2 separate regions of the Homo sapiens genome follow, and region 1 is linked to region 2. Evidence: chromatin loops called from intact Hi-C (ENCODE). Cell type or tissue: PC-3. All regions are shown on one strand. Each heading gives the region's core, and the rest is flanking DNA. Links, peaks and the distances in the headings are about the cores only.

What was found. A loop is a pair of places that touch in the nucleus more often than their neighbours do. Peaks named below come from ENCODE experiments on the same cell type or tissue, not always from the same donor. Only the 100,000 strongest peaks of a DNase experiment are listed, where the experiment ranks them.
Region 1: it touches region 2 in a loop (3.0-fold over the local background); 9 of 110 quality-filtered maps call a loop at or near these places.

The regions. Positions count from the first base shown.
Region 1 is chr3:4,946,294-4,956,386 of GRCh38, reverse strand. All of the region lies in intron 1 of BHLHE40-AS1 (BHLHE40 antisense RNA 1), which reads left to right. Among named protein-coding and RNA genes, the nearest start is that of BHLHE40, 28 kb to the left of the region's middle. In PC-3, for the core only: no CTCF peak of the experiment used is centred there; a DNase peak (open chromatin) is centred at 5,226; H3K4me3 peaks cover 923 bases; H3K27ac peaks cover 1,940 bases.
Region 2 is chr3:4,881,613-4,891,705 of GRCh38, reverse strand. It overlaps LOC124906209 (a long non-coding RNA gene), which reads left to right and starts at 4,087. Exons shown (of 5, transcript XR_007095795.1): 1 at 4,087-4,555; 2 at 5,918-5,983. In PC-3, for the core only: a CTCF peak has its summit at 6,066; no DNase peak of the experiment used is centred there; H3K27ac peaks cover 1,049 bases.

The DNA.
Region 1 (10,093 bases), core at 4,031-6,530, 66 kb before region 2:
ATTGTTCTCTCATGGAGCTTGCAATGTTATTACTTTGAAGCATGTGAGGAACTTGAACTAGGCTAACAGATTATTGTATGCTATTCCCGTAGGGCAACTGTTTAATGACTAGACAGGAATTCTTCAAAATTATCATGTTCTCTGCATACAAACAAGGACATCTTAACTGGAAAATAATGTGTTCTTTTAAGTACTTAGACCAAGTTTATTCAGTCATTATCGGCACTGTTAGTTTTCTTTTCTTTCTCTCTCTCTCTTTTCTTTTCTTTTTTTTTTGAGACAGAGTCTCACTCTGTTGCCCAGGCTGGAGTGCAGTGGTGCGATCACGGCTCACTGCAACCTCTGCCTCCTGGGTTTAAGTGATTCTTGTGCCTCAGCCTCCAGAGTAGCTCAGATTACAGGTGCATGCTACCACGCCCAGCTAATTTTTGTATTTTTAGTAGAGACAGGGTTTCACCATGTCGGCCATGCTGGTCTCAAACTCCTGACCTCAAGTGATTGGCCCACCTCGGCCTCCCAAAGTGCTGGGATTACAGGTGTGAACCACTGCACCCAGCCACTATTAGTTTTCTTGAGCAGCGCTCCTTTCTTACTTAAAGCCTTAGTTTGCTCAGCTGTAAAATGGGGCAACAATGGTATCTACCTCCTAGCATCATTGTATCAGATTAAATTATTTGGTTAAATTATTTATTACAGTGCATAGCATATGGTGATGGCTTAATTAAGGTTAGTTAATAATATTTGTTTTTATTGGTAGAATGCCAGTAATTGCTTAGCATACCTGAGTATATAGTCACATAGATGTAATTTGGCTACCAGTAGCACAACCAGAATTTTCTCTGTAGAATGTGCTGAAGGTGAACTAAGGTTCTAAGACTGAATGGTTCTTGTTGAGTGTTCTTTGGCACTAGCAGCAAAGAAACGACTCAGGAGTCCTGAACTTTTTATCCAGAAAAAGGCAAAAATTGACCTTCCCTAACATGAAGTTGCTCAGAATAACCAATATCTTTTTTTTAACAAACAAAGAAAATTTAAATTTTAGCTTTTACCGTAAAAAGGAATGAATGGATGGGATTGGAGAGTATTATTCTAGGTGAAGTAACTCAGGAATGGAAAAGCAAATATTGTATGTTCTCACTCATAAGTGGGAGCTAAGCTATGAGGATGCAAAGGCATAAGAATGACACAATGGACTTTGAGGACTCTGGGGGAAAAGCTGGGAAGAGGGTGAGGGATAAAAGACTATAAATTGGGTTCAATGTATACTGCTCAGGTGAGGGGTGCACCAAAATCTCACAGATCACCACTAAAGAACTTACTCATGTAACCAAATACCACTTGTTCCCCAAAAACCTATGGAAAGAAAAAATTTTTAAACAAACAAACAAACCAGCTATGCCCTGACCACCTTGGGCACATGTCCTCTGGAGATGTTCAGAACTTTGTGGATTTGTCTACATGGTGTTAAAACTTTTGAACAATTCAAACAACTGGCCAGTACTTTTTTTTTTTTTAAGCTATTTAATAGATAAGCCTGGTTGGTTAAGACTTATGAACTCATGGCCAGCTGTGCACATGAACTTTGCCTGGAGGTATCTTTCAGTACAGTTTAGAATAATAAGGATTTGTGATAAGAGTACCAAAGAAAAATAGACAAGTTGTATTTAATAAAGCTCCATGTCATTTAATAAAGCTCCATGTCACAATGGCTTCGCAAATATAGTGTGAACTCCTGGTGAATGGATACTTAAAAAAATTATCCAGAACCACTCAGATTACAAAATGTAACTCTTGATTACTACAGGAGATTGTATATTCATTCAGTCATTCATTCAACAAAGACTGAAGTGCCGTATTGGTTAGCTCCAGGTGCCATAGCAAAATGCCATAGACAGCATGGCTTAAACAAAAGGAATTTATTTTCTCACTGGAGGCTGGAAGTCGAGATCAGGGCACCAGCATGGTCGGGTTCTGGTGTGGGTTGTCTTCCTGGCTTGCAGTCAGCTGCCTTCTCCTTGTGTCCTCACAAGCAGAAGAGCACTCTGGTGTCTCTTCTTATAAAGACACTAATGCCATCATGAGGGTCCCTCCCTCCCGACTTCCCCTAAACCTAATCACCTCCCAAACGTCCCATCTCCAAACACCATCACATCAGGTGTTGGGCCTTCAACATTAGAATTTGTGGGAGGACACAATTTAATCCATAGCAAATGCCTTCCTGCACTTGGCATTGTGAACCGGAGAAATAAATCCAATCTCTATGCTTCTAGAGGGGAGAAACAGACAACACATGAATAAACAAATAAATAAAATCAATTAATTTCTGAACATGATGGCTGTCATGAGGGAAATAAACGAGGTAGTGAGATAGAAAATAATGGGGCAGGAGGTGAGGAGGCCACAAGGCCCTTCTGATGATGGAACATTTAGGCTGAGACCCAAGGAATGATAAGGAGCGAGCCAGAAAAGCCAGGACAGGGGCATTCTGGGAGGAAGGACAGCAAGGACAAAGGTGCTGAGGTGGGAGGGGGCTTGGCATGTTCTCAGACCAGATACAAGGCCAGTGTGATTTGAGGGTCTTGATTGTACGGCAAGGGACACAGACAAGATTGTACTGGTAGCTAAGGGCTGGATTATCTGCAGTTTTGTTAATAGTTAGTAATACCTGGGTGTTTTTGGTACATTGGCACTTGTTATAAGTTAAACTCAATTGCCTTCAATACTCTACAATGTGTGTTGATCATCTCACTTCCTCAACTCACTGTACCTATAGGAATATCCTTTGAAACCAAGACACCTAACCACGTATGGTCATTCAGGAAGACTCAAGAGGGGGCAGATACCATCCCCAGCATGGGAGAAGTTAAGCCAAGTTGATTCATTACCTGGAGCAGGTTTTCATTATTGTATTAATGATGAATTCTTAGACCATCTGACACCACAGTGAAATCAGCTGGGGATGACCAGCCATACACAATGGTGTGGCCAATTCAAAACACCCTTTTGGACTGGAGACTTGACCCTCAAGAGAGAGGATGCAGTGTGACTCACTAGAACTAAGGCAGTAAATTAGCCCACTTGGTGGTGAAAACCCATGCTGTTTAAGCCAACCCAAACCCAACAGGCATTTTCCCCATCCTTATCCAGTACAAAAGAGCTTTTGTCCTGGCAGAACTCGAGGAGGCCTCTGTATACAGACCTGATGTTATGCCAACAACATCTTGGAAAGGTATAAAATATCTGCTTCGTGAAGCTTTTGGTAAGATTAATAGTTTCTCCCAATATCACTGAGTGTTTAGGAGTAGAATCCAAGGTTCTCCTCACCCAGAAAGGATCTTTAAGTCGTCTCCTCTGCTTTCGTGTGTCACAGTGAAATGGTTCCAAAAAAGCATGCAAACATAAACACAGAAACGGCGTGGAAACTTGGCAGCCTTTGATCTCTAGTGTCTGCAGTTTGGAGGGTAAGGTTTACCCTCCAACCTGCATTCGTCTATGAGGATGCATGGATCCTTATAGATTCAACCACTTGATTATAGAAATTATTAAATGTATTACAAACATCTTATGCGCTGGTCGAAATGTTTTGTCATCAAGGGAAAATAGGTATTGTTACTTAAAATGGTCTGGTCTAATGAAATGCAAATACCAAAAGAGATGGAATATTGAAAATGTTTAAGAGGCAAGATAAATTGATAATTTAATGGGATAGTGCAGGCATAGTCTCCATTTACACCAGCATGTCAGATGAGGTCCTGAGAAACACAGAAAGATGTTTTTTCAGATTTCTGGATCTGGAGTGTTAAATTTCTGATGGCAATTCTCAGGAAACCAAATCATTGGCCTGGAAGTTTAAAGATATTTGGTAAACACGGTAGCCATTTTAATTCTGGAAATATGCCCTTTTGGCTTTTTAATTATTTAACTGGACTATGATATACAAAAATGGTATTTTAATATCAGTTGCTTATAATAGTTTAATTAGATTAATGACCAAACAAGTGAAGCTTTGCTCATTATCTAATATTTCAGCATGCTTTCTGAATGGGCATGGTTATCATGCCAACGTAGTATTTAAAAACCATATATTTCACTACATTTATTTAGATTGAATTTACCCTGAAGTATTTTCACTTAAGAGGAAGTGGGGTGGCCGGGCACTGTGGCTCACGCCTATAATCCCAGTACTTTGGGAGGCTGAGTTGGGCGGATCACCTGAGGTCACGAGTTTGAGACCATCCTGGCCAACATGGTGAAACCCCATCTCTACTAAAAACACAAAAATTAGCCGGGTGTGGTGGCGGGCGCCTGTAATCCCAGCTACTGGGGAGGTTGAGGCAGGAGAATCGCTTGAATCCGGGAGGCAGAGCTTGCAGTGAGCCGAGATTGCGCCACTGCTCTCCAGCCTGGGCGACAGAGCATGACTCCATCTCAAAAGAAAAAAAAAGGAGCGGAGTGCCTAAGAGCTAAAAAGACACTGAACTCATGAGTATATTAAGTGCCGCTGAGTATCTGTCACTAGTATAGGGGTGTCCAAGGAAGAGAATACAGTCATGGGTTCTTAGTTTCTCTTTCTGGTTGGGCCAGTAAAGCCCCTTCCTCATCCCTCTTTTCCACTTATCACTAGAGACAGAAACTAAAAACCACGGCTTCAGAATGCCAAAACCTAAAACAAACAAAACAGAACAACAACAACAAAATAAGGCAGGCTGGACAAGCTTGCAACCCTTCAAGATGATTGTTTTCACGGATTTAAAGAAATGGGATAGCACTTTGGGGGGCTGAAGCAGGCAGATCACCTGAGGTCAGGGGTTCGAGACCAGCCTGGCAAACATGGTGAAATCCCGTCTCCACTAAAAATACAAAAATTAGCCAGGCGGGTGGCAAACACCTGTAATCCCAGCTACTCGGGAGGCTGAGGCAGGAGAATTGCTTGAGCCCAGGAGGTGGAGGTTGCAGTAAGCCGAGATTGTGCCACTGTACTCCAGCCTGGGGAACAGAGTGAGACTCCATCTCAAAAAAAAAAAAAAAAAAGAAAAGAAAAGAAACCGGAAGAAATAAAATGGATGACGGAAAGAAAGAGAGTTTGCAGAGTGTACACGCTTTCTTGAACAGTTTTTTCTCGGGCTTTTTGCCCCACCCAGCTTTACTCATTAGCTCTAAGATCAAACAGGACTTTACGTTGGGAGGGACATTAATAAGGAGACTGTACAAATGGAAAAACCCAAAGATCTAAGCAGAACATCCGGTTCAGAGGAGAGACTGCACGGAGAGGGCAGTTATCGTCATAGTGCAAAGGAACACAATTAAAAAAGAGAGAGATGTCAGGGACCTCTCTGATTCATATTTGTTTATTCTGTGATGCTTTTCATGGCTCCTCTTCTATTTATTTTTTCATTATTCATTCACTCATTCATTCAACTTACTGAGTGCCAGTCATTATCCTAGTCATTAGGGAATTCTTTATTGACGTTCTCTTAATCTCTGTTGTTTTCAAGAATGAAGGGGGCCAGGCTCAGTGGCTCACACCTGTAATCCCAGCACTTTGGGAGGCTAAAGTAGGCAGATCACTTGAGGCCAGGAGTTCAAGACCAGCCTGACCAACATGGTGAAACTCCGTCTCTACTAAAAATACAAAAATTAGCCAAACATGGTGGCACCTGCCTATAATCCCAGCTACTGGGGAGGCTGAAGCATGAGAGTTGCTTCAACCCAGGAGGTGGAGGCTGCTGCAGCGAGCCGAGATTGCACCACTGCACTCCAGCCTAGGTGACAGAGCAAGACTCCAACTCAAAAAAAAAAGGAGAAGAAAGAAAGGAAATTGAGCAACTGGCAACTTCTTCTGGTGTGTAGAACAGACTCATTCCATTTGGATTTCCTTTTCCTGAACCAGTCTGAAGGGGCTGCCTGATCCTGCTCCATGCACCAACTGGGTTCCCGTGTCCTTGGCCAGAACTCCATAGAAGGCTCTGCCTTGGGGCCAGGGCCAGGAAAGGCCTCCACAACTCACAACTCTAAAATTGAGCCAGAATCATGACAAAATAGGGGAAAAGAAGATTCAGAAATGTTTGTCGTCATCTTCAAAATGATTACCCCTTCCTTGTTTGTAGAGTACTGATTTAAAAACAAACAACAACAACAAACAGAAACAAAATGATTACCCCTGGTCTGGGCCTGGGATGAAGCAAGGTGACCAGGGTGCAGCATGTAAGGAGACCCTCAGTCTCAGGGTTGTGCTAGTGTTTTCGTGCAAGTAGGTACTTTCTTAGATCTTGCGCCCTAGCTGTCTCCTTTACCTTATTCTAGTCTTGACCCTGCAATTAATTCTTTTCTTTACTCCCTCCACTGCTACCCTGAAGTGTCCACTGTCAGACACATTTGGAAAATATTGCTTACCATGTACAGTATATTCTTCAAACTACTTACAGCTTCTGGTTTATACACAGTGCACGCCTGTCTATTAAAGGCTCTGAGATCTCCTGCAGTAAGGAAATCCTATCTAACCCTGCATTTCCCAAATGTACTGGACTGTGGAAGTTTTTCTTCTTTTTAAAGAAATACTTATTAACATCTCATGGGACATCCAGGGACGCTGGTTAAGAAATACTTTGAATGGTTGTGTATGGAATGTACTCATTAGTTTGAAAAGTTTTCCTTGCTCAATAATAGCTATTTTCTATTCTGGATTTAGATTTCTTTGCAAGTTTCATTAAGCTCTTCAGCATCTGAGAAAGGATTAGAATGTTTATTCACACTCTCCAAATTCCAGTTTATCAGTTCATTGATTCATCAACGTTGATTAAGCACTTACTATGTGCTGAGAATACAAAGGTGAGTGAAATGGAGTTCCTTACCCCTAAGGGGCTAAGGAGGAGCAGAGACTTGCACAACTTAAGTCCAAATGCAATTTGATAATTGCTGTAAAAGCACAACACAAACAGGGAAAGCAGCTCAAAAAAAAAAATCCTTCGATGTTTTTTGTTTTGTTTTATTTTTGAGTCAGTCTGGCTCTGTAGCCCAGGCTGGAGTGTGGTGTTGCGATCTTGGCTCACTATAACCTCTGCCCCCTGGGCTCAAGCAATTCTCCCCACCTCAGCCTCCTGAGTAGCTGGGACTACAGGCATGTGCCACCACACCCAGTGTTTTTTTATTTTTTTGAAGAAACAGGGTCTCACTATGTTGCGCAACTGGTCTCAAACTCCTGAGCTCAAGCAATCTGCCCACCTTGGCCTCCCAGAGAACTGGAATTGTAGGCATGAGCCTCTGCCCCTGGCCTATCCTTTGATTGTTGTACCTCCAGACCAAATTAACTGCTCCTTAGGGAAAAGAGCTATTTGTGATATTTTTCAGTCTTTCCTATCACACCTAGTAGGGACTATGCACATAATAGAGGCTCAATAAATATTCATCAAATAAATATTTGAAGAAGAAAGCTTGCAACTTAACTGACGTACATTTGGTTATAATATCTATTAAAGATCATTCACAAAAACACTTTAAAAAAACATAAACAGAAGGTTGTACTGACCCCTCTAAGTTTCAGTTTCTCCATCTGTTAAACAACAACAAAAAAATAGTCCTAATTTCATGGGGTTCTGCGAGGATTAAATGAGAATGTATGTAAAGCGGCTATTATGTTCCTCAGCATGTTAATGGGTGGCCAATAAAAAACAGTGATTATGACTACAATGCACCGTGCTTTTCATCCACAATGACACACTCTGATATGATGAAAAGGTCACTTGGAGTTTTATTTGGCTCCATGAAACACTCTCTCGCTTGACAAGAATGTAGTGAACACATGCTGGCCAAGAGCCCTAGTTAAGACTACACACCACATACATACACACACACACACACACACACACACACACACAAACAGCACATCACAGCACACCACAGTGCACACACACACACACACACACACTCCTCCAACCTTCCCTTTCTTTCCATTAAAAGGCATCAGCAGGAGGCCAGGCTAAGTGGCTCATGCCTGTAACCCAGCACTTTGGGAGGCCAAGGCAGGAGAATCACTTGAGCCCAGGAGTTTGAGACAAGCCTGGGCAACATAGGGAGACCGCATCTCTACCAAAACAAAAAACAAAAAAGTAGTGGGCATGGTCGTGCACCTCTGTGGTCCCAACTATTCAGGAGGTTGAGGTGGGAGAATTGCTTGAGCCCAGGATGCGGAAGCTGCAGTGAGCCATGGTGGCACCACTGTACTCCAGCCTGGGTGACAGAGTGAGATCCTATCTCAAAAGAAAAAGGCATCAGTAGGAATTCCCCAAATGGTCTGATTTCCCCAACTCTCCAGTGTGAACTTGCTGAAATATAGGTTGACTCCTTCCTTGGAAGGCACTGTTTTGAGATCCAAGCAGGCTTGATAATGAGGAGGGAGAACCCATGAGTGCCCGTCAGCAAGACTCAGCATGACCTTAGGACTGGTCAGCTTTCCCGCCTCCACGAGGCTGGGAAGGGTTCTCTTGGTACCCAGCACTGATTCCTGCTTCATAGTGTAATTAGCTCAGTTGCCTTATCCTTTTCCCTCATCTAAATGCTCCCTGAGAGATGACTTTGAGCCACATTTACCTTGATATTCCTCTCTGCCCCTGCAGTGTTTTCCAAACCCAAACAGGCCTTCAAATTACCTGGGTGGCTTGTTAAACATACAGATTCTCTTGTCAAAACTTCTGGGAATGGGACCCAGAGAGCTGTGTTTGGAAGGCTTCTGGGGGATTTTAGGTGGCCAATGTGATGTTTGGGAAGCACCGGGCCACAGCACTTTGCTCAAGGTTTTGCTCACAGTTGGCCTACCATGTCTATGGAAAGAATGACCAATGAGAGGGTAGGACTTTGAGCAAACAAGGAGACATTTGGTGGAGGGGCGCATACACTTGCATATGTGCCATGTGGTCTACAGAATAGAATTCGGTCTGTGGCATAAGATGTTGCCTGTAGTTCAGAAACAGAGGCCCCAGGAGCCGGAAGATCACCTTCAGGGACCCTGAAGCAAAGCCAACTGCTTCTCATTCTGCCTCCACATCACCCTGTGGAAGGGCACAGCTGTTAATCATAATAATCTGGATTCTCGGAGGAGCTCCAGATTGATATCACGCTAGCCAAAGGATCCCAGGGGAAAGTAGCAGCATTCAGAAATAAATAAATAAATAAATAAATAAATAAATAAATAAATAAATAAAAGTCTCCTGGCACCCATAAATAAGATATCAGGATAGGAGCCTGATTGGCCCAGCTAAGGTCCCACACCCTTCCCTGAGCTAATCACTGTGACTAGGGTGCTGGGGTACATTGTTGGCCAGGCCTGGATTACTTGCCCATCCTTTGGCCCGGGGACAGGGTCGCATGATTGGCAACCACAAGAGAAGCACATGACTGAGGAGAGGCAGTTCCCTGAAGGTGTGGTTGCTACTGCCAGAGGAATGTATCTACTCCAGACTATGACCTTGACTTGCCCAAACAACTGAAGACACCAGCTAGCCCCAAAGGGAGATGTCCTATCCCCCAGGCAAAGCTTCTTAAGGATCCCCATTGAAGGAGCCTTCTTGAAGTAACTTCAAAGATAGTGAGTTTTTATTTCCTGAAGGTAAAAGCTCAAAGCAGACATATTCAGACCTAACATTTTTTGGAAGTCTCTTATTTCTAATTAAAAATAATGTTCTGGCCGGACGCAGTGGCTCATGTCTGTAATCCCAGAACTTTAGGAGGCCAAGGCTGGAGGTTCGCTTGAGTCCAGGGGTTCAAGACCAGCCTACGCAACATAGGGAGATCCTGTCTCTATAACTTTTTTTTTTTTTTTAATTAGCCAAGAATGGTGATGCACACTTGTGGTCCCAAGCTACTCAGGAGGCTGAGGTGGGACGACTGGCTGGGCACCACTGCACTCCAGTCTGGGAAACAGAGCAAGACCCTATCTAAAAAAAAAAAAAAGAAAAAAATCCCAAATTTTTATTATGAAAAATTTCAAACCTACAGAAAAGTTGAAAACATAGTACCAACACTACCAACATTATCCTTAAGTTTCAACAATTGTTAACATTTTACTACATTCACTTTATTTCTTTCTCTCTTCACACAC
Region 2 (10,093 bases), core at 5,099-7,598:
ACACAAATGTTTCTAGGAAGTAGAGCTCCTAGATCAAGCAGAAGAGGCAGCTGATGCCTCCCTTTCTTCCACACTTGCAGGTTCCCATCATCATAACCTGGCAAAGCAGTCATAGCCTGGGAAAGCAGTACTTACGGAGGAAATTAAAGCTCTACCCAGAACTGAGAACATTTCCAAGGTCAGCTACAAAGAAGAAAGGTGGAAGCCCTTTTAGAAGACTCCCAGATTTGTAACCTGGGAGGATGCAGGATACAGGAGTGAGTTGTTCTGGGAGGGGAGCCTGGAGCTGGGAGAATACTGGTCTGTGTAGCCCTACGATGGAACAGCCTCATGGAATGGGAGTTTTCCGTCAGTGAGTGGCCATGTTGGAGGCTTGCGTCTCATTCTTGGACTCAAGTTGCTTGGCTCTGACTTTGGAAGAACAATTGATAGGGCGGGGAGGGACTAGAGGCTATAATCTCCTTTTCCTAACACCCCAAAGCCCCCTTACAGGCAAAAATTCTACCTGTAACATTTTCTTGGCTTAATTGGTAGTATCTATATTTATTGAAGAGCAATCAAGAGGCCTTCTGCATAACAATACAGTACTATTAATAATAAAAAGTAGAAAGGCCAATATATTTGTAGAACCAAGCCCTGTACTCATCCTTTACATAGATTCCCTTATATTTTTAATTTTTTATTTTTATTTTTTTCTTGAGACAGTCTCAGGCCGCCCAGGCTGGAGTGCAGTGGTACGACCTTGGCTCACTGCAGCCTGCACCTCCCGGGTTCAAGTGATTCTCCTGCCTCAGCTTCCTGATTAGCTGGGATTACAGGCGCCCACCACCACACCCAGCTAATTTTTGTATTTTTAGTAGAGACGGAGTTTCTCCATATTGGCTAGGCTGGTCTCAAACTCCTGACCTCAAATGATCTGCCCGCCTTGGCCTCCCAAAGTGCTGGAATTACAGGCGTGGGCCACCACACCCGGCCAGATTCCTTTATTTTAATCCTCACAGCAGCCCTATAAATTTAGTAGTACAATCATTTCAAATTGATAGATGAGGAAACGCAGGTTTAGGGAAATTAAATAACCCATTCATGGTCACATGGCAAAAGGCAGAGTCCGGATTTGAAAACAAGCACCTGACTTTGATGGTCATGCTTTTTACCACCGCCCTTATGAACATTCATGGTAAACGTAGATATTTTGAAATAAGGGTGAGGAAAGAGCTTAAAGTTGTTTTTATATATTAAATACTCTGTCCTATCGTTTTACATATTAATATATTTGGTTTAAAATGTATGTTTTACTTATACTGACAGAGCTCATGTCTATGAGACATATTGTAAACTCCATTCACAGGCATTTAATGCTTTTGCATTTAAGTGAGTGATGTACTCATATAGACATTGAAGTATAAGCAACCAATCAACTAGAATGTTTATTCTTCAGTGCTCCGAAGATTATTCTACTTGTGACTATAATTCTGTACTCAGTTTATAACATTCTTGCAGAGATGTCAGGATGTGTGTGTGCGTGTGTGTGTTTATTATGAATAATATGATTTCCTTGTGGCTGTGAATTTCATCCTCTCTGTGATTCCTGTGCCCTAACCATATTGCTAGGCAACACCAAGCAACACACATCCCACATTTTCCTAATTCCTTTTGATGTTTCACAAATGGACCTTTGCTTTTATCTGCAAGCAGAATAACACCAGTGGGTTTAGGATTTTGGCTTTTTAAATAATCAGGTGTCCGGTGAGATCAAAGCTAAGTGACCATAATTGTCAGAAACTGGCAGAAAAAAGGAAGAGCTGGCATGAAGCAAATGCACATATTTGTTTTAAGACTTTGGCTGATGATTCGTTAGTGAAGTCTAATGTGATTTCTACCATTCTGACTTTGTAGATGACATCAAGGACAGTGAGTAGGTTGGCTTCCTTCCAAGGACTTAAAGTCCTCCTAGGGCTTGGAGGGTAATTGCATATGAAATACTCTTTCTGATACTGGCAATGTTGCACACATATCATTTTCCAGATGAAAATCAGGTGCCCATCTCCTCTGTCAAAACAGAAACCAATATTTTCAGGTCAAGATCCAGAATCTGGCAGATGTAATGCACAGACATCACATCACAAGCTAAAGAGCATTTACAGTTGTCCTGCCTTCTATGTGTAGGGAAAGGTCAGAGAGAGGCCTCAGTGGGCATGGAGAATGCCAGAACTGGGCCTACAGTGGACAAGGGCTCAGCACTTCATCACCACAAAAAAAGATCATTTGGTTTTTCCCCATCCACTCAAGCCAAGCCACAGAGAACCACAGGAAGTAAGACTGACGAGTTTCCCCACTGCTAACTGACAGTATTTGAGAAGTTGTGCTGCCCAAGTTAGAAAGCCCCATGATGGCACTCTAAACTAACACTCAACCTGTGAAAGCAAATATGTTATAATACCTTACTTGCAGGCTTGGGGAAGAGAATATTTTTCCAGACGGGAGATGAAACGGAAATGGGGCCACTGGTAAGAAATGCACTTGTGGGAAAATATGATTGTATGAGTTATCTACGGCTGTGTGACAATCTCCTGCACCCCACCTCCCCCCAAAAAACCCTGTTATCAGTTTAAAACAATATTAAGCATTTACTACTTCACTCAGTTTCAATGGGCCAGAAATGGAGGAGTGATGCAGCTTGGTGGTTCTGTCTCAGGATCTCTTATGAGATTGCAGTCCAGATGTCAGCCCTGGCTGCAGTCAACTGAAGGCTTGCCTGGGACTGGAGGAGCCACTTTCAACAGGGTTTACTCACGTAACTGGCAAGTCAGTGCTGGTGATTGGCAGGAGGACTCAGTTGCTCACCATGTGGCCCCCGAGCATCCTCGTAACATGGCAGCTGGCTTCCCCAGAGCAGACAAGCCAAGAGAGAACAAGGCAGAAGCCACAATATCTTTGACAGCCTAGTGTTGGAAGCCACGCTCCATCATTCCCACAATATCCTATGGGTTCTACAGGTGAGCCCTACTCAGTGTGGGAGGAAACTACATAAAGGCATGAATACCAGGAAGGGAGAGTCGCCAAGGGCTCTTTTGAAGGCCAGCTGCAATAATGATGGAGACATTTCTGTGCATACGATACTGAGAAGCAATTCGTGTATTGGTTGGGTGATGGATGGCACTCTTGTCATGGGTCCCAATGCAAGCTGCAAGCCAGTGCCTGCATTGGAATCATCTGGGAGCACTTTTTAAAGCACTGGTTTCCCTGGACCCTTCCCTGGACATTCTGATTAAGTCAAGGATGATGCCCAGGTTTGGGAACTACTGGATTAGATGATCTCTAAGATCAAGTCCAACCTTAACAGTGTTCCTCAAACTTACCTGATCATAGGTATTACCCAGGGAATTTATTAAAAATACAGATTTTTTTAGGCCCCACTTCCAGCTTCATGAATCAGAACATCCAGGGATGGGTCTGAAAATCTGTGTATTTATTTATTTATTTACTTAAGAGACAGAGTCTTGCCAGGCTGGAGTACAGTGGCACCATCATACCTCACTGCAGCCTTGAATTCCTGGGCCCAGGCGATCCTCCCATCCTGTCTTCCTAAATAACTGGGATTACAGGCATGTGTCACCACACCTGGCTAATTTTTAAAATTTTGTTGTTGTTGAGATGGAATCTTGCTATGTTGCTCAAGCTGGTCTTGAATTCTTGGGCTCAAGTGATCCTCCCACTTTGGCCTCCCAAAGCACTGGGATTACAGGCATGAACCACTGTGCCCAGCCTGTGATTTTGTTTAATTTTTAAATTTTTTGACCAGGTCATACATTTAAAATGATGGGAAATTCCAAAAGGTATAAAAGAGTGTCATTATAAAGTCTCTATCCCAACTTTGTTCTCTCAGTATCCCAATTCACCTACCTGGAGGTGCTCAATGTTGTTGGTTTCTTGTGTATTCTTCCAGCAATATATGAATATATAAGATATATAAAGTAAATATATTTATTTTAAATGAGAGAGAGAGTGTGTTTGTGTGTGTATTTTTCTTTTTTTTTTTTTTTTAACTCAAGGCAAATCTAAAGGGTATGCAGTGAAAAACAAGTGTATTCCTGGTTCTGATCACCAGTTTTTTCCTTCAGATTCACTTTTACCAGTTTCCCGTGTGTCTCTTTAAGAGACAGGATGCTGTTAGTTTGTCAAGTGACTCAGGTGATTCTTATAATCTGGTGCTTGGGACACCCCAGTTCTGTAATGTAAGTTATAATAGAAGCTGAAACAGCTGGAAAACCTCACTTGGTTACACGAGTTGCATGAAATGCATTAGATTGTATCTGGATGTCTTAGTTACATTTGTTCGTGTAATCATTATTTACCAAATAATGATTATTTACCAGGCCAAGTCATTATTTGCCAGGCCAAGTCAACGATGAGCAATGGACCCAGCTCACGGGAGCTTGCAGTCTAACACAGGAAACAGCCACCTGCATCTGTAAAGGTGCGTGCAGGGCGCCGCAGAAGCTCCTTGGCATCAGAAGTGAGTGGAGGCTTCTGGAAGGAAGGGATTTCCACAGAGGTAAAAATGATGAGGAGGTGGGGCTCATTGGGCAAATGGAGAGGACGATATTCCTGGCAGAGAGAAAAGGACAAATACGAAGTTCCCAGGTTTTGATCTGGTACGCTGCTCTCAGGCAACCAAAAAGTAGAGCGTTTTGGTGTTTGTGCGCAGAAGAGGCTCAAGATAAAACGAGAGAGGTAAACTGAGGTCAAAATAAGATGGGGAAAAAACACGATGACTCTGAATGTCAGATATTAAGTTTGGGAATGATACGATCAGCACGGGGGAAGAATCGATGTGGGTGTAAAAAAAATGGACTAGAAGGGGGCTGGGCATGGTGGCTCATGCCTGTAGTTCCAGAACTCTGGAAGGCCAAGGTGGGAGGATCACTTGAGCTCAGGAGTTCAAAACCAGCCTGGGCAACATGGCAAGACCTCGTCTCTACTAAAAATACAAAAATTAGCCAGGCATTGTGGCGCACGCATGTAGTTCCAGCTACTCAGGAGGCGGGAGGATCGCTGGAGCCCTGGAGGCTGAGGCTGAAGTGACCAGTGTTTGCTGCACTGCACTCCAGGCTAGGCGACAGAGTGGGACCGTGTCTCAAAAAAAAAAAAATAAAAAAGACCAGAAAGGAGTGGTAACAACTTGGAGGTGGGAAGATAATTTAGGAAGTTGTTATCAAAATCCAAGAAAGAGACCAGAATGGGCTGCATTAGGTGGCCATTGTAGGGATGCACAAAACTGGAAACACTGACGTTATTAAAGAGGTAGATTCACCTGGACTTGGTGATTGATTGAAAAGGGCTGTAACTGGGACATTTCCAAATTTCCAGCATGGGCAACCACCTGTGTTTCAATAGGGAATACCTGTGGGAAAGTGCTTGGGGAGGAGGCACGAGGGAGGGTGAAGGGTAAGTCTAACATTCTGAGTTTGAGGAAGAGAGAATACGTGGGTAAATTAAAGTTTAGAGTCCAACAGAAAAATAAGAGCCTGTTTGTGACGGTCCATGGCAGGACAGGCATCTTCTAATTTCTCTTTAAACCTTATTTAGTTTGCATCTCTGCCCCCATCCCCACACTCTCTCGCCCACCATAAAGCAGGCTGGCACTGACAGTCCCTTCAACCTTCTCCACGGGTTGGAGTGGAAGGGGTGAACGAAGGTCCTGCCCTCCAAGCAGCTGCATTCACAAAATTCCGAAGCTGGCCAATAGTGTATTCCGTTCTGTAAAAAGATATGTTTTTTTTTTTCTGAGGCAGGGTCTCACTATATTGCCCAGGTTGCTCGAAAATAGTATTCCCAGGATGGTTATAAACAGTTTCATGTTTCCCAGAATCAAAACCCAGACTCTAAATTCACTTCCTTGATTGATTTATTCTAGGTACTGATGAGACCTCTTTAGTATGACACTGGCAACTGACGGCACTGCGGATATGTTTGGAATAAGGTAAGCCTGCAGCCACAGTTTTTATGCCTTTTGGAGTTTTGGCCAGAATGAACAGAGCTTAAGCAAATTAGATATTTGAAAATACCTTTGTTTTGTTCTGTGAGCAACCACCAGAGGCCTTTTAAATTGTGATGGTGACTAACAAAATAAGATCTTTGCTATTGTGCAGAGAAATCTGAAGAATTTTATCCATTCTTTCATTCTTGCTAAATGGTGCATTGTATGCTATCTGTGTGGTTTGGGTCTAGGACAGATTTCTCTCTGAACTTCACAGCATGGGTGGGAGAGAGTAATTTGGCCTTTCGTTTTCTCTGGCAGCCGGTGCCAGTCCATTTATATGGTATGTTCACAGGAGAGCTGACAAGTGTTGAGAGGTTTTATTTGATATGCGTTTTTTTTTTTTAAAGTAGAAAAAATTCCGTAAAAATAGGTGCTTGTTAGCTAGTTTTCCTAGTTAGTCTTCAGATCATAACCAAATGTTTCATTAAGGAGCTCCACCTCAAACAGACGAGCTACACTGAATTATCTGGGCTGTGTTTAATATTCACAGTGTAACCATTCATGGCAAGGGCAGTTTTTAATGATAGAAATGCAAACCCAACATTATTTTTCTGTGTAACTTGTAAAAGCCGTGCCTTCTAAAATGGAGCTGCTTATGCTAATTTGTTATAGTTAGTGAATTGCAGGCAGCTCTGTGAATTTACTTTTCTTGGCAGTTCTAGAATATCCTGCCATAACACATACTGAAAAACTGTTTGACGGGTTATGAAAATCTGGATGTACTAAAGGTACATCTTGTGCAAACCATAAAATAAATACATGATTACATTTTTAAAAATCTGTTATCAGGTTAAGGAAGTTGTCATTATAACAACCCAAGGAAAATTAAACAGTTTTGAATGGATGATACACTTTTTCCACTTGTACATACTGTAAATGCTTTTAGTATCCAACCCTCACACTATTTTGCTGGGCTTTATGAAAAGACTGCCTACTGGAGGTAAACTCTATTTCATATAGGTCATGTAGAACCTATCTTGGAAGTGGATAACACCTCATTGCAAAGGTTAATATTCTCAGTGAAGCATAAAAAATTGTCAGAATTATTTGACACAAAATATAATTTGAAATTTGTATTATTTTTAGTCAAGCCAGCAATGTTCTGTTACTTCAAGGATGTTGATTATGGGTCTGTCAATATTACTGTTGCCAGTGATGTGTGATTGCTTCATTCATGATAAATGAATTAAGTATGTAATTTGGTTCTATACTGTTTTAGCTGTATACCAAACCAACTCCTTTGAAACAGTCTCTAATCTCAAGGAGCTTGTAATTTTAATAGACGTTAAGATGTTAAGACAAAGGCAATTCATTTGTTCAACAAATATACTGCATACTGAGAATTTACTATGTACAAGACAATTCATTAGACTTCTTGGGGCATGGGGACTGTAACTACGGTGAATAGGAGAGATTTGGTTCCTATCCTTGAAGCTACCAGAAGACAAACATGAAAGAACAAATGATACAATTACTTAATAATTATGTGAAGTGTTCCAAAATACATCTACAGGGTGGGCTGAGGATGTATAATGAGTGAAGTGAAAGAGCAAACTTTTTAAAAGGGAACTCCTGAAGGTTAAATTGTGTTTGCGATTAACTGGAATAAAACCTTAATCGTGTCAAAGAAAAAAAGAGTTCTTGTTAAATACAAAGTAAAAGATCTCTAAAAGAAATATGGTGGTGTTTGGTGAGAATCTTATACAGTCAGGAAAATATCCTTGCATGCACTGAAGACATCTTACCACTTGAAGGAATGATTTTTCATCCTAGGATAAAAGTAGGATTTTATATTCCACTTTAAGAGGAAAAATAGATAAGAAATGCAGATGGCCAATTAACTTCTTTAGTAGAACTTCATGTACGTGATAAAGAATGAAACTTTAACAAAAAAAACTTTAACACGTTTATATGCTCATAAAAACTTCAAATTGATTAAAATTCTTCAGTGACAAGGTTAGGGTCCTTGATCAGTGAATGTTCTCACAGATTTCTAAGCAACATAGAAGGGTTATATTTGAAGTAGAAGTATAAAGAAGAATTATACAAAGAAAGCCAAAATTGAGTAAGAAGTGTCAAGAATATGATTAATTTTTGTAACCTACTCTTTCAATAATGAATTTCAACCAAACCTAATTAATCTTACATTTCTAGCACAACATATAATTTTAAAGAATGTGTCATTAAAGAGATACATAATCAGAAGTAAAGTAAATATCATCTAGGCTTAGATTAGGGAAAAATATTGGTTTTGATTTAATTTTTGAACAGGTAATATGCATATTATTGAAAATTTAAAAATTGTTTCACAACCCTGACCCCATCTACCTAGTTCCCAACCACCCTAGACACACACAGACAGCTGCACACCTGACGTTCTTTTCTTTTTTCTTTTTCTGTTCTTGAGGTAGGGTCTCACTCCATTGCCCAGGCTGGAGTGCAGCAGCACCATCACGGCTCACTGCAGCCTCAACCTCCCAGGCTCAAGTGATCCTTCCACCTCAGCCTACTGAGTAGTTGGAACTACAGGTGCACACCACCATGCCCAGCTAATTTTTATTTTAATTTTTTAAGGGATGGGGTGTTATTGTGTTGCCTAGGCTGGTCTCAAATTCCTGGGCTCAAACCATCCTCCCCCGGTTGGCCTCTCAAAGTGCTGGGATTATAGGTATGAGCCACCACACCTGGTCCTGATGTTATTATGTGTATATGTAAACATAGTTTGTTTAGCACATACCAACAAATCTTTTTTCCTAGGTAGTATTGGGTTGATACAAATCAGTGTAGTTTTTCTTGTCTCTTTTTACGCAAAAGGTAGCATACTGCAGACACTGTTGTGCCGTTGCTTCCCCACCACCCACTTAATTTTATTTATTTCTTGGAGATCTTTCTAAGTCAGTACATGGACCCTTTCCCTTTCTCCTTATTTATAGCTGTATAGTATTCCACTATATGGAGCTACCATAATTTATTTAACTAGTCTCCAGTTGACGAATATTTGTGTTGTTTCCAACAAACATTTCTGTAGTGAATAATCTTATGTAGGGTCATTTCACAAATATATCCGTGGAGGTAGAATTGCTAGCCAAAGGAATAATTAGTAATTTTGTAGATACTGCCAAAATGCCCTACACATAAAGTTTATAGTAACTTAATGCATTTAACAGTAATACATAACAATATTTTCCACTTGGTGTCATCAAACTTTTTTTGTGTGTGTGAACAAATGAAGAAAAATGGTATCTAATTTTTCCCATTGTTTTCCTCTTGTATGATTTTCTTTTGGGCTGTTTGTGTTTTTCTTCTCAACTTAAGCTCCTCTGTAGTAGGAAGATAAGACCTTTATTAGTATGAATTACAAATATTTTTATCTCATCTTATATAAAATGTAAAATTTTATTTTTAAAAATAAAATGTAAAATAAATTTTATTTTTAAAAATAAAATGTAAAATAAATTTTATTTTTATGTACCTGAATTTACCAGTATTTTCTCTTACGGCTTTTGGATTTGACTCATAGTTGAAAAGGTCTACCATATTCAAGGTCATTAAGAAAGTATCCTGTTTTTCTCCTAGATCTTGGGTAGCTTTTGGTGTTGACCTTTACATTTTTTATTCATTTGAAATTTGGCCTGGTGTAAGACAGGCTTTCCCCTAGAATGCTGCCCAGGTAGCTCAGTATCAAATATTGAACTATCCCTATTTTCATTCCACTCTGATTTATAATGCAATTTTTATCCCACATATATTTGGATCTATTTCTGAACTTTTTTTTTTTAACATACATATTTTTACACGTTCCAACTCTTAGAAATGTTCCATGCTGTTTCTGTTTTTAGGCTTTTAGGTACCTGCCGTGCTTAATTTTTTATTTTAAACATGGTTTTTCCTGTTAACAAAGTTTGCATTGGTTGCTTCCTTAAGCAACACCTTCAGAAATTTAAATGCGTTTGAAATGATGTGAAAATATTATTCATATCAGAGCTAATTCTGCAAAAGCTGAAATCTTGTGGAAAAAAAAAATCTATTTCAAGCGAAATCCCCTAAATC